5 separate regions of the Homo sapiens genome follow, and regions 1, 2, 3 and 5 are each linked to region 4. A link is a contact called in ENCODE Hi-C data. All regions are on one chromosome and are shown on one strand. The core of a region is the stretch at or near the end of the contact, and the rest is flanking DNA. Distances in the headings are between cores, read along the strand shown.

Region 1 (2,700 bases), core at 175-2,674, 7.7 Mb before region 4:
CTCTAACACTGTAACTGTACTGTATACTTGACTCCCTGCTAAAAGTCATTTAATAGCCCCTTACTGATCACTGGATACATTCCAGACACCATAGCCTGGTATTCAAGGCTCTCTACAATTACCAGTCCTTTCCAGCTTCATCACCCACCACCTAAACTAGAGGAAATGTTCTACACTTTTCAGCTGCCACAATATTTGGCTTGAACCATTTCCTTTGTCTAGATTCTTACTCTCATTCTCTGGGCTTATCCAGCCAGGCTTTCCTTCAAAGCTCAGCTGACTCCTCCAGGAAAAGCATTTCCTGATGGTTTGCAGTTTACAGTGAACCCTCTTCTCCTAACTCCTACAGTGCTTAGTGCATATGTAAGTAATGTAACATTTAGTATGTGTTTCCTTCTATAGCTTTTTATCCTTTTATGCATAAAAATGTCTTTCCAATGAGAATTAAATGCCTTGAGGGCAGGGACCTGCCATATTTCTCCATATTCCCAGTGCTGATGGTCTTTTAGATATAATCATATTTTAGACCTGGAAGTTCACCTAGCCCTACTGATTTCTTTCACAGTTGAAGAAACTGAGGCCCAGAGAGAAGTTATTCAGACTCAGTAGAAAGCCATAGTCCTAGCCAAATATTTGCTAACACTTACAAATTATAGGGGTTGGCTTACGTAGAATGGCAAGATTCAGAAGTGGGGAATGAGGGCACTCTCTGAACAAAGGAAGGCAAGTAAAAATCATCACAGCCGTCCATGCGTGATTGGACAGAAGCCTAGACTGAGATGGAAATAGTGGAACTGGAAAGGAAGGGATCAATGCAAAAGGAAAAGTGTGCAGGTCTTACTAACTTACTAGATAGGTATTTTTGGCAAGTTTGGGACCAGGTGATTCAAGCTGCCCGCTGGGGCACGTGTAGTGGCTACTCGAGGGCAGGGCTGTCCTTTTGCACAACGCACAGGCTCTCGCAAATGGTTGGATGTTCAATGTTTCTTACTTTAGGGGGCTGCCCAGTCTTCTTCTTCGCAGGCATGTGGCTAGAAGAAAGTGAAGCAGGTTGGCTTTCTGGCTCCTCGAGGGCACAGGCCCAGAGGTGGTGAGGACCGGCCAAGGCTCTCTGCTCAGTGCAGCAAGCCAGGGCCCGCCCCTGACAGGAATCCGTTGGCTAAGCAGCCGCTCCGGCCTTGGCCACGATCCCAGGAAAGAAGAGCAAGGGGCTTTCCACCTGCCCCTAGCCTAACCCGGGGCTGGGGACCTCTCGGGTTCCATCGGCTCTTGCCCCGCCTCCTAAGCCGGCCGCCTCCTGTCCAGGCCAGGTTGCCCGCCCCTCCCCTCACGCTCGACGGGCTCGCTCCCGCACCGGGCGCGCGGGTGGTGCGCGGGCACACGGAGGCGGAAGGCCGGAGGGGCAGTCCGCCGCGGGGGCGAGCGCGCATGCGCCTTCCTGGGACCCACGGCAGGCGCGAATCCCAGCGGCCGGCGGGCGGCGGGGTAAGAGCATGGGATCCCGGAGGTTCCGGACCCCAGGCCAGTGTGGGGAGGTGCCGGGGGCTCGGACGCGCCACGAGCCGGCGCAGAGCTGGCGACCCGTCTCCCAGCTCCGCTCCACTCCCAGGGACGCGACGCGAGGCCTCCCCAGCCCTTCCTGCAGGGTCGCTTGTGGGTCGGGTGAGGGGACGCGGTGATAGTGGTGGCACTTGCAGGCTGGGGCGGTCCTGGCACCCTTGTCCTTGCGGTTCTGAGGGCCTGGCCCTCAAGAGGAGGGGCGGAGAAACGCGAGAAGGGATCCCTTTCGCCCCATATACACGCCCGGGATAGCTGCACTCCCCGGTGTTGTGTCCACTGCGGTGGAAGGACCTTTCAGACTAAAAGGAGCAAAGTCGGTTCTGGGATGGGGACGGCGGGCTTGGCATTTGTCGAGATGCACCGTCAGGGCAAAGGAGGACGAAAAGCGCATCTACTGCCTGCCTAGCAACTTCGTGGCCAGTGGATGGGTTAGAAAATTACTGTTTTCTGATTTACAGGTGGAAAAAGTCGCAAATAACCCTTTTTCTGGTTTAAGCAGAAGAGAGTCGTTAAAAGCCTCGCATAATATCTTTAACCACACAGGGCTCAGTAAAATTAGGGTACCTCCCCGCTTCGTACACACAGACGCACACAGCTCCATTCAGCAAATACTTCTTGGGTACCTGCCTTCTGCTAACACTGTTCTACAAGTGGGGAACAGAGAGCAACGACTAAGACAGGAGGATCCCTGCTCACAGGGAGCCTTTAGTCAACACATCCAAGTAATTTCCTTTTACACTTTTTTTTTTTTTAATTGAGACAGAGTCTTGCTCTGTCGCCCAGGCTGGAGTGCAGTGGCACGATCTTGGCTCACTGCAACCTCTGCCTCCCGGGTTCGAGCGATTTTCCTGCCTCAGCCTCACGAGTAGCTGGGATTACAGGAACGCACCACCACGCCCAGCTAATTTTTGTATTTTTAGTAGAGATGGGGTTTCACCATGTTGACCAGGCTGGTCTCGAACTCCTGACCTCAGGTGATCCACCTGCCTCGGCCTCCCAAAGTGCTGGGATTACAGGGGTGAACCACTGCGCCCAGCCCCTTTTATGCTTTTTAAATTGGAATATACCATATAGAAAAATACTGTACGCAAATTATAAGTTGTAACTTGTTAATTTATCCTAAAGTCAACACATTTCCTA
Region 2 (2,700 bases), core at 4-2,503, 7.6 Mb before region 4:
TCATGTCAATTCCTATTTGATACAAAAATTTCCCCAGCTGTGTTACTTTGCATTTTACTTAATCCTGAAATAAACTAAGGAACAGGTTACACTAGAGGGGGTACCTAAATCAACCTGAGGACAAGGACGGCCAAGGAGAAATTACAGGTGTTTGATATCCACCCCACTCCCCCAACCTTTAATGGCTTTTTTAAGTTTCTATAGGGTAGCAACTATTTTATGCATCTCAATATAGGATGGATGAAGGATATGAAAAACAGATGAATCTTATCTAGCACAATGCCTATTCCCACTATGGTCATTCTCAATAATCAGATTATTGGTCATAGATGGGAATTTAGAGATCATGCAGTACAAACTTATTTGTGTAAGTAAAAAAAAACGAAGCTCAGGGTCGATAAGTGACTTGCCCAACAGTGAAAGAGTCTTATCTGGAATCCAGGTATCTAGACCCACTCAGTCCATGAGTTCTCCCACGGGTTTACACGAACGCGCCACATTAATGAAGGCAAGGGACTGACAAACTACGAAGGCGTGTTTTCATCTACTCTGTCCCATCCTGTGTGTCAACCTTATTTATGTTATTTCAAGTTAGACATCACCTAAATACAGCCCACAGTTTACGAAATCTGTCAAAAGCATCGTAGAAACAGAAAGCGAAGGAGGACTATCGTATGAGTACCGCTGGAGGAGACGTAGAGTTGAGGGTACCAAGCGAAGGGAATTGCCTGTGGACAGAGGAGACAAGTTCATACTCCGAAAAAATAGGAAAACGAGAAAGGCTACTGGGCCACATAATATCTTCTCTTCTTGCAGAGGGCCCCCAAAACAGCAATACCTGGGGAGGAGATACCTACGGCATTCTGAGATTCGGGAAAGCACCACTGCCGCTGAATAAAACGAACCCAGCAACTTCCGAAAACAGAAAATCCGCCAAAGGAAACGCCAAGGCATGAAAAGCGCGCGCTGGACGTTGCGTCAAGCCCACCGCGGCCGGGCGGAAACATCCTCCCCGCGACGAAGGATCCGGGTGTGCGCGAGCAAAGGAGCGAGCGGGGAGTTCTAGGCCCAGGACAGCACCTATTTCCTGCTGGTGTAACAGAGCACCTTCTCTCACTACTCTGGCCATACCACCCCCGCGATAGAGGAGCAACACAGCTGTCTCTGTGCGCTCCGGATCAGCGCTTCCTAGATTTCTAGCCGGATCGTTTGGAGAAGGGCTCTGCATCTTATTTCCGGTGGCGGTGAGGTGCAGTTGCCATGGTGATTAGAGAAAGGCCGAGATCTGTCCAGCTGCGGTGAGAGGAACGCTGAATCGCCGAAGAGAATTGGCTGCGCTTCCTTGTTTGTGAGCTAGAATTAGGTAGCAAACAGCTCGCTGTCTCTGTCTCTTCGCTCCCTCTGTCCCTCTCTGTGCAGCTGCTTCTCCTTCCTCTGCTTTGTCTACTTCTCTGTCATAAACATTTGGTCCATGTATGTACCTAAAATGTACATGTAAATGCGGTTTTATTTCCAGAGGAATACAAAAATAGAGAGATGGTGCCCGAGATTACCTGTGACGGTATTTCACTGTGTAGGGACGGTGACTGGACGGCTTTCTGTTTTCACTTGGCCCTGTAGAAGCCTTAGGCGCTTGTTAACAGTTTATTTTTCTTGCTATTGTGTGGCTGGTTATTTATGGAGCCGTTTGCTGCAATGTACTCTCTAGGCCCCTGTCTCAGTCTCGGGCCGGAGTTTTAAGTAAGGGAGGTTTCCAAGCCTGCGGGGGGTGCAATTATATGTTTATTTAAGCTTTAGTTTGGTTTCTCGTCACAGAAAGGAAAAGAATAAAATTCTGGCACATTTCTGCCTTGGGATTTCCATGTGAGGGAGTTGCCTTGTTTGGAAAGAATATTTGAGGACGATCCTAAAATATACTTATATTTTAAAATTGCTTATTGCAAAGTGAAATTCATTCTCCCTTACTTCTTGAAACAGTTTTCTTTCACATTTGTGAGGAGATGCATGCACACATATGTGTTTAGAACTCTGATGCTTAATTATAGTATTACCAATTTGCAGTAACCAGACTGTGACACCACATCCCTGTGGGGTCCTTCTAAATCTGGTGTAATATGAAAGTGTCAGGCAGGCGGCCTGCGTATTATAAATAGGGTACTTCATCCATGATAAGCAATTATTATCTTTCTTTCCCAAGTGTAAATGATCTATATAATTCGAAAAGGTGCAAGTGATTTAGGCCTCCTGAGTAGGAATGCAATGAGTCCTGAAGGGGACCCTACCTGTGTTATCTTATTATTGAACTTGAAATATTCAATTTATTAGGTTGGAGATCTATTTTTAGAAGTCAAAGCTGGGTAGAGTAATATTGGAAGCTGTTAGACCACCAGTAGAATCTAATACCCCATAGTAACCATTGTTCAGTACTATATCCACATTAACAAAGAAGAAACTGTTCGTGAAATTTACGGCTTTTTGCCACTTACTGCTAGCTGGGTGACATTGCTACCCCTCAATTTCCTCATCTGTAAAACGGACAAAAAAATACCTGACCGCTGTAATAGGGATAAGACAAGATGTATGACAGTTCTTTAAGCTCTTATGTACAGAGGTGCTATACAAACCCCAAATATTGTTATTAATAAAGGAACACAGTAAAACTATGATAATGCTATAAATAAGACTTTTAAAATATAGCTA
Region 3 (2,700 bases), core at 201-2,700, 7.5 Mb before region 4:
CCTCCCTGCTTGATCAAGACATACCAATTAACTACCAAAAGAATATAATTCACAGGTGAATGATATGCTCTGGTTTTGGAATTGGGGAAGGGGAGCTAATATTTTTGAAGGCCTCTATGTTTCAGGCACCAGGCTAGATGATTTACTTCTAACAGCTGATTATGATTGAATTTGTTTGGACTGGGTCATTTAGAAACCACCTCAAGTAATTCTACTGTGAGCATGGGTCACAGTAGGATTCTACTGTGTATCCATGACTGAGAATTTCTGACATACAAAACCCCATTAAATCTTGCAAAAATATTCCAAAGTAGGTGATATGTTTATTTTACAGTAAGGAAATTGATGCCCACGGACATTAACTAACTTTCCCAAGAGCACACACCTTGTAAAGCCAAGTTTTTTGCCACTTTACCAAAATGACAGGTTTCTTGAACAGAGGAGACAATCACTCTCATCAAATTAAGGGAGATACTAAACCGAAAAGCAAGAAAGACTGAAGATTCCTACTTAATAATCAAATCCCCTTGGTTGACCTTGCTATCCCCCGTGAAACTTTTCCAGCCATGTCAGTCCTTGTTTGTTGATCTCCTCACTTTATTTCTATTACATGAGTAACTGGCTAATTTTGATGGTGTTCATACTTATCCTTACCATATATTTGCTCCTACATTTGTCAAGTCCTGCTTGTACATTTCCTAGTTGCCAACCTGGTGTCACAGCGGGCAAATCATGGGAAGAGCCCTGGTTTTGGAGCCAGACCACCTGAATTGGCCTCCCGCATGGACTTAGCTGTGTGGCAATGAGACAAGGCATTTTATTCTTTGAATTTCAGTTTTGTAAGCATAAAAAGGGGAAAAATAAAACCCAGAGTTTAGTAAGGTTTAGAAACGCTACACTCAGCAAGTCATAGCTAAGTCACCGTCACCAATGGTAGTCAAGTGTGTGGTGCAGCAGGAAACATTTGGAGTCGACTCCTTTACGGAACTCAAATGCCCTCACATTTAGGGAGAAATAGAAAGAATTACGACTCATGAAATCGAGCTGGGGCTGGCACTTCTGACCCTCCCAACAGGTTTCCAGAAAGCTATTTACACACGATGCATTCGCCAAACCACTGGAAATCATTCTACCCTGTACTTTTTTCCACCCTGCCTCACGTCCTTGCCCTATGACCGGGTTCCTACCCCAACCTCTGCCCCAACACTTAGAGGAGGAGTTGCGGGCCTCTTTTTACAGTGGATAGGATTCCGAAGGGGAGAGTAAATCAGTAAGGCTCCACCCATTTCACAGGAGGCCTAGAGACCGGCGCTCCCCTTTCCCCTCCCGCCGGACCTGCCAGGAGGTGGGCTGGCGCGGAGGGAGGGCCCTGTCCCCTGTCCCTTTAAGGAGGAGGGCCAAACGCCGGCCTAGAGTGCGGCGTAGCCCCCACCCGCCGTGCCCTCACCCCAGAGCAGCTGCAGCCTCAGCCGGCCGCCCCTCCGCCAGCCAAGTCCGCCGCTCTGACCCCCGGCAGCAAGTCGCCACCATGGTGAAGATCGTGACAGTTAAGACCCAGGCGTACCAGGACCAGAAGCCGGGCACGAGCGGGCTGCGGAAGCGGGTGAAGGTGTTCCAGAGCAGCGCCAACTACGCGGAGAACTTCATCCAGAGTATCATCTCCACCGTGGAGCCGGCGCAGCGGCAGGAGGCCACGCTGGTGGTGGGCGGGGACGGCCGGTTCTACATGAAGGAGGCCATCCAGCTCATCGCTCGCATCGCTGCCGCCAACGGGGTAAGGGATGCGCGGCCCCGCGCCGCTGTGCACCCTGGCGCGTGTGCGACGTGCGGCCCGCGGCGCCCTCCCTCGCTCGGGGCCGGCCGCTTCCGCGCGCTGCCGCCTCGGTTTCCACCTCCCGCTCCTCCCTCTCCTTCGCGCTCGCTCTTCTGGCCTGGAGGCCCGACGGAGGTCGCCGGGCTGGGGAAAGTGGCCACGGGACCCGGCAGACCTGCTCGCCTGACTCCCGGGGCGCCGGGAGGTGCGGGCGCGGAGCCTCCCAAGGTCACGCCCGACTCTCCGTCTCTAGCCGCTGCCTTCCCTCTCCCCGTCCCCCGCCCCTCCCGAGGCGTCTGACATTTGCCCTAACCTTGCAGCCTTGGAAGATACGATTACGGCGCAGAGTGCTGTCGCCTTAAGCAGGAAAGGTTAGACTGCCGCCGCCTCGCCCAGAGCCCCCTCGCATCCCGCCCGCTCCTCTGCTATTCTCGGCTAGGACTGGCGCTTCCCGCTGGCTCGGAGCCCGACACTGTGGGGCAAGGGTGGCGAGAGCACCCATCCCCCTGGGGCGTCAGGTTGGCAGATCTCAGCAGGCGGGTGCCAATCTTTTCTCCCCGCCCCCTAGTTTGCCTTGGTTCCGAACTCCTGCCCTTTGCGCGGCCTGCTTGCTGGGGGGCAGGCGTTTGAAACATCTAGTCTCTGCCCAGTGGTGCCCGGGATCTGTTCCACCGACGGGGCTGGAGCTGAATTTTCATTAGAATGGCAACATACCCAAAGACGCCCTTACGCAAGCAAGCAGTCGTGGCAGGCCAGGAAATTACCGCAACACCTTGGTTCCGCCCCCGGCCAAGGAAAGTTAACTGACTTGATTGGGCGGGTCCACTCGGATAGGGGAAATTAAAAAAAAAAAGTTTTTCAGTAAATCTGATATATGGAAATGTGGG
Region 4 (2,700 bases), core at 112-2,611:
TACACACCCTATCCATGTTATTTCATGTTTTCATTAAAAAAAAAATTCTATTCCTTTTTTAGCAGTTAAATAAGTAATAGAATTTTAACTAAACCCAGGTTTATTTCAAAGTTTTTGCTTTTTACAATCAAAACCTATTTGTGGCTAACTTAGGTACAACAAATAAAAGGCTTTTATGTGAACATGAGTTGTACATTAAATTATTTTCCATGTTATTTCCGAATAGATACACCTATTTGTGCACCCTTCAAAAAAAATCTGATTAACTATCTAGTCGAGTACTGGCTTTGGCAACAATGTCAAAAAGCAGAGCCACTAACACACGTGCTTCTCTGCTGCAGGCATCTTAAGGGCTGAGTAGGCAAAAACACAGGCCTCTTCCCTCCTTTTCGGCTCTAAGGAGGCGAAAAGCCCAATTCTTGTGGAGAAATGATCCACAAAGAAAATGTCAGAATTTCCCAAACCGAAGAGGGTAGAGCTTCCGGAAAAGGGGAAAATAGTATGGAGGAAAAGTTTGAGTAAAAATACAAAACAAGGTGAACTATAAGAGGCAAAAGGACGAGTGCGAGAAAGCAATATTTTCCGTGAACAAGAGTAAAGTTCTGCAGAGAAAAGTCACGTGGGGGAGATCCAACACCAAGCTGGCCTGACTGGAGAGGTTTCCTATCGCTAAAACCTGGCCGGGGCGGGGGAGGGGGGTGGGGGCAAAAAGGTAGGCCATCTCGCACTCTAAAAAGAGAGGCTACCTTGCGGAGGTAATGTCGAGGAAACGCTGAAGACATATCTAGAACAAAGGCTCCCGGAAAGACCTCTCTCGTGAGGAGATTGGGAGCCTTCTTCCCGCCAGGGAACTGGCGGTTCGCCGCCTCAACCCGTCTTAAGGCACAGAAAATCATAAAAAAGGAAAATGCCGGACGGACCTCGGAAAGCTTCCACTAACAAACTCCGTCCCAATTCAGGACCCTTCTTGAACTCACTTTTTGTCAGGGCAAATCCAGTCCCCGTCACTGACTCGGAAATTCTTGGTCGACATCTTGAACGCCACCAGCACAGCCACCCGCAGCTATGTCTTCACAGGAGGAAAACGGGCCGGGGACTTTCGGCAACTCGGGGCTGTCCCCACACTGCCTGACTCGCGCCTACTACTGTGTCAGGGTTTGATAATGAGGGAACTAGCCAGGAATTCAGCTTGTACGTTGTTGTCCAGACTAAGATGCCTGTGCTACTGTTTGTTAGATGGAAAAGTTAAAATACAAATATCTTTTCTAGAACTAAACTCACAGGCGCCATAAGGACAACCCAGGCAGGAGGCCTTCGTGGCACTAGAAGCCTCGGAGAGCCCCCTACAGGTGGGAGGACCCAAGAGTAAAGTACTTCCGCTTCCTTAGGTGGAGCTGGAAAGGTGGAGGCGGAAGTGACTGATCAATTCAGGGGCGTGGGGTTCGTTTAGGGTAAGAGGCGGCTCGGGCTCTTCAAGTGTTTAGAGAAATTATTTTAATAAGGCATAAAAATTCTGTTATTTCATACACATGGGATGTCGTTTGGAAACCTATTTTTATATATACATAAATAGGTGTAACAGATAAGTAAGCAACTTATACATGGGAACCAGCTGGTAATTTTAAAACTGAGACATTGTCAACACTGTTTAAATTACCAGTGTCTTTTCTGATACCATCCCATTACTTTCTTCCACAGATAACACTTTCCCATATTTGGGATTTATTCTTTTGCTTTTTAAAAATTTATGTACGTTGTTAGTCCAAACTGCACCATTTTTGTAAGCCCCCCTGCCATTTTGCAGACCTTAGTCAAAGTGAAACATTCCACGGGGTTCGGGCGTGAGAAACAGGCTGCCTCTTATACTCTGCTGGGAGAAAGTACCACATTCCACTGGAACAAGGGCCAGAGCCGCCTCGTCCTGGGAACACCTTATCAACATGTTCCCAGGAAGCAGGCCATGGCCCCCCAGACCACTCCCACCCAGGCCTATAAATCACCCCAGCCTGTAAGAAGCAACGGGCACTGGCATTAAGCTGGTCTCCCACCTCTGTAGGTCTTATGCTGGACATAAATCCTGTATTTGTTGTTAAGCCACCCTCTCTTTCTTTAATCCTTGCCTTCCCTTCAAAACCTAACATACATGTATGTTTAATTTTATGAGCTGTGTAAGCATAGTTGATTCTGTACTCTTTTTTTGTTCATTATGCTTCTAAATTAATCCTAGGTAGTTGCATGTAGAAGTGTATAGGTGTAATTCTTTTATTTGCACTGATGTATACTGATACTATTCCGTTTTGTGGTTTTGTGACAGTTTATTCCTTCTGTTTCTCAGGCTTGGTATTACAAACAACACCAGTATGAGCATTCTTATGCATAGATTCTGGTATATAAATGCATTAATTTTTTTTAGAATACAGCATATACAGTCATGCCTCACTTAATGATAGGGATATGTTCTGAGAAATGCCACTTTCGGCAATTGTGCTGTTGTGTGAACATCATAGAATGTGCTTACACAGGCCTAGCAGGTATAGCCTACTACACACCTAGGCTATATGGTATAGCCTATTGCTCCTAGACTACAAACCTGCATTTAGTACATCTTATTGTACTAAATACTGTAGGCAGTTGTAACGCAGTGGTATTTGTGTATCTAAATATAAAGGTACAGTAAAAATATGGTATTGTAATCTTATG
Region 5 (2,700 bases), core at 43-2,542, 6.0 Mb before region 4:
CCCAATCATCACATGGAACACAGCAGTGGAAAATAGAAACACAAACATGAAATAACAATATTTCATACAGTCACCACTTTTGAAATTAATCCATGGGGCTAGGCACAGTGGCTCATGCCTGTAATCCCAGCAGTTTGGGAGGCCAAGGCGGATGGATCACCCGAGCTTAGGAGTTCAAGACCAGCCTGGCCAACGTGGGGAAACCCCATCTCTACTAAAAATACAAAAAATCTGCCGGGCGTGGTGGCACACACCTGTAGTCCCAGCTACTCTGGAGGCTGAGACAAGAGGATCGCTTGAACCTGGGAGGTGGAGGTTGCAGTGAGCCAAGATCGCGTCACTGCACTCCAGCCTGGAAGACAGAGAGAGACTCTATCTCAAAAAAAAAAAAAAAAAAAGAAAGAAAAAAAGAAAAGAAATTAATTCATAGATGAAAAGGAGTAATGCAGGCCTGAGCTGTCCAATGAAGTATATAATGCAAGCTACACATGTAATTTTTAATTCTCTAGTAGCCACACTAATAAACAGGTGGAATTAATAGCATATTCATTTAACCCAATATATCTAAAATATTATCATCTGAACATGGAATCAACATAAAATTAATGGGCTATTCTACTTTTTTTGCATTCTTTGAAATCTGAAGATTACTTTGCACTTACATATCCCAATTCTAAATTTTCATCAAAATACTTAATTTGCGTTTGGATTTCAAAACACTTAGTTTCAAAAGTAGATGCGTAAGCTCAAGTATGTTTCCAAATATAAATAAGCTTTCCAATAACTAAATCAAGTTATCAAAGTCTAAAATTAAATAAAATTTAAAATTGAGCTCTTCCTCACCCTAGCCATATTTCAGGTGGTTAATAGCCACGTGGCTAGTGGCTACCATATTAGGGCAGGTATCCTGTCTCTGTCACCTGGATTCTTTTAAACCCGAACCAGAGTAAAAGATGTTACCCCATCAACCAGAAAGTCATCTTACAGCACCCACCAAGTGCTCAAATTATACCAAGTATTTTCTGCTCCACTTCCAATCTTTAAGTTGTCAACACTTCAGTGATTATCGTTTATTAGGTAGCCCTTCCAAAAGACTGAGTATTTTAGCTCAGAGAGGAAAGCATATCTCAATTCAGGGACTGAATGGAGACACTGAGTGAGATTCAAAGACAAGAAGTTAATTTCCAAGGTAGAGGTGGAAAATCCTGACATCCTTACTTCTTTGTCCAGGGTATCAGTCACCTACAAAAGTTACAATTATTGTTTATCACAATTATTGTTTATGAGCCTCTCAACTTACATACTCACAGCAGCTGTCACTGCATCCTCAGGTTCTCTGTCTTCAAGTGCCCTCCTAGCTTCCTGAAACAACCTTCTCTATCTAGAGCAGATTCTGCAGAGAGGCCCCTCTTTAATTCATATTCTGAAACGTGCTTGTTATTGTTGACGTACAAAAACTTATGAATAATTCAATAAATGAATCTTGAACCATCCTATTTATCATTCAGTGGTCTAGGTACCCAACTCTAGAGGAAAGCTTTTCTGAAATACACGGTAAGTATCCCCCAACCCTCCCTCAAAGGAACCAATTATGAACACTATACAGTCTTCTCTCCCTTCTCACTCCCCATGTCAAAGTTCATTGTGTTCCTCCTGCAGCTGATTTAAAAGTTGATCTTTTCAAGGAGCTGGATTCCTAAGGTAGTTCTATTTTGAGCCTTCTTCCTGTTCTGAAGCTAAAGTTGGAAGGGCTTAGGTGGTGATGTCATGGAAGGGAGACTGTTGGTTTTTATAGGAGGGTCTTCTCTGGCAACTCTGGGGATGCTCAAATGGGGAAAACTCAGAGTGTTACTTTTGATCTTTTCCCCCCTCCTTCCCTTTATAGAATATCAGCTATTCCTTAGCCAGCAAGAAAACAAGTTCAAATAAGCCTGCAAACAGATTTACATATTTTACATGCTAAACATCTAATAAATGAAAAGACTGAGAAAAAGAAAAATGCCTCACTGTAAGGAACAGAGGGTGACAACCTCTTTCTCCACCCCTCTCCCCAAATATCTATCACAGAACAAGGGGCAAAGAGGAGGGGAGGGTCGACTGGTAAGCAGAATAAAGGGATTATAAAGCTAGGAGGCTTTTAGAGGGAAACGCTGTTGGAATATTCAGGACAGGAGACCCTTGGGTCCCTGCTCTTCCTCTGTGTTTTCCTCCCTTTTGGAATGGTTAGACTTGGGCTGGGTGTGTCTTCTGCTTGGGAGGCGTTTTTTTTGGCGCTGGAAAAGCAAAAGGGGCCAGGGTGGGGCCTGGGGAAAGAAAGCCAGAGACAGGCTGCTTAGGCCTGGCTCTGGGTTAAGCTTAAGGGGAAAATAAAGGGGGCTACGGAGGGACAGCAGATTCCATTAGAAGACCCAGAGGGGAATAAAAAACAGCGCACTGGCCAAAGGGGGTCACTTCTCTCTCTCCCTCAACCTAGGCCCAGGAGCTATTTGCTGGTTGGTGGGGGACAGGTCCAGAGGGAAGAGAAAATCCCAAAACATCTGCAGATCACAACTTGCCGGGGGAAAGGGGGGCTGGGGACAGACATGCCAAATTAAATCAGCAGGTGAAAGCAGCAATTTTTGGCCAATGCTGGGATTGCGGAGAGGACTAACTAAGAACCCTGGAGAGCAGGGGATTCCCTGGTTTCTCAGCTCACCTCTC

The links. Hi-C counts contacts between places; a loop is a spot of excess contacts on that map. Pooled maps may share reads with other maps.
Region 1: a pooled map shows a loop between it and region 4 (7-fold over the local background). The contact joins the promoter of ALG6 here to the promoter of ZRANB2-DT in region 4. A Hi-C loop is called at or near these places in 2 of 50 pooled maps.
Region 2: a loop to region 4 is called in a pooled map, with 15 times the contacts of the local background. The contact joins the promoter of EFCAB7 here to the promoter of ZRANB2-DT in region 4. A Hi-C loop is called at or near these places in 4 of 50 pooled maps.
Region 3: a loop to region 4 is called in a pooled map, with 13 times the contacts of the local background. The contact joins the promoter of PGM1 here to the promoter of ZRANB2-DT in region 4. A Hi-C loop is called at or near these places in 2 of 50 pooled maps.
Region 5: a loop to region 4 is called in a pooled map, with 6 times the contacts of the local background. The contact joins the enhancer-like site here to the promoter of ZRANB2-DT in region 4. A Hi-C loop is called at or near these places in 6 of 50 pooled maps.

The regions. Positions count from the first base shown.
Region 1 is chr1:63,366,203-63,368,902 of GRCh38, forward strand. It overlaps ALG6 (ALG6 alpha-1,3-glucosyltransferase), which reads left to right and starts at 1,425. Exons shown (of 15, transcript NM_013339.4): 1 at 1,425-1,485. RefSeq lists enhancers at 885-1,024, 1,885-1,994 and a silencer at 1,225-1,704.
Region 2 is chr1:63,522,272-63,524,971 of GRCh38, forward strand. It overlaps EFCAB7 (EF-hand calcium binding domain 7), which reads left to right and starts at 1,254. Exons shown (of 14, transcript NM_032437.4): 1 at 1,254-1,363. ITGB3BP (integrin subunit beta 3 binding protein) reads right to left here and starts at 954. Exons shown (of 9, transcript NM_014288.5): 1 at 858-954. The coding sequence starts at 862. RefSeq lists enhancers at 353-976, 1,138-1,217.
Region 3 is chr1:63,591,961-63,594,660 of GRCh38, forward strand. It overlaps PGM1 (phosphoglucomutase 1), which reads left to right and starts at 1,451. Exons shown (of 11, transcript NM_002633.3): 1 at 1,451-1,774. The coding sequence starts at 1,529. RefSeq lists enhancers at 1,438-1,727, 2,428-2,487 and a silencer at 1,768-2,067.
Region 4 is chr1:71,079,963-71,082,662 of GRCh38, forward strand. ZRANB2-DT (ZRANB2 divergent transcript) reads left to right here and starts at 1,362. Exons shown (of 4, transcript NR_046217.1): 1 at 1,362-1,451. It overlaps ZRANB2 (zinc finger RANBP2-type containing 2), which reads right to left and starts at 1,073. Exons shown (of 10, transcript NM_203350.3): 1 at 978-1,073. The coding sequence starts at 1,033. RefSeq lists an enhancer at 1,023-1,312.
Region 5 is chr1:65,063,426-65,066,125 of GRCh38, forward strand. It overlaps a transcript of JAK1 not described here. Among named protein-coding and RNA genes, the nearest start is that of MIR101-1, 6.3 kb to the left of the region's middle. Within about 2 kb of position 1,293, at least 3 of the 41 ENCODE cell types and tissues checked have a DNase peak (open chromatin) inside an H3K27ac peak, as active enhancers do.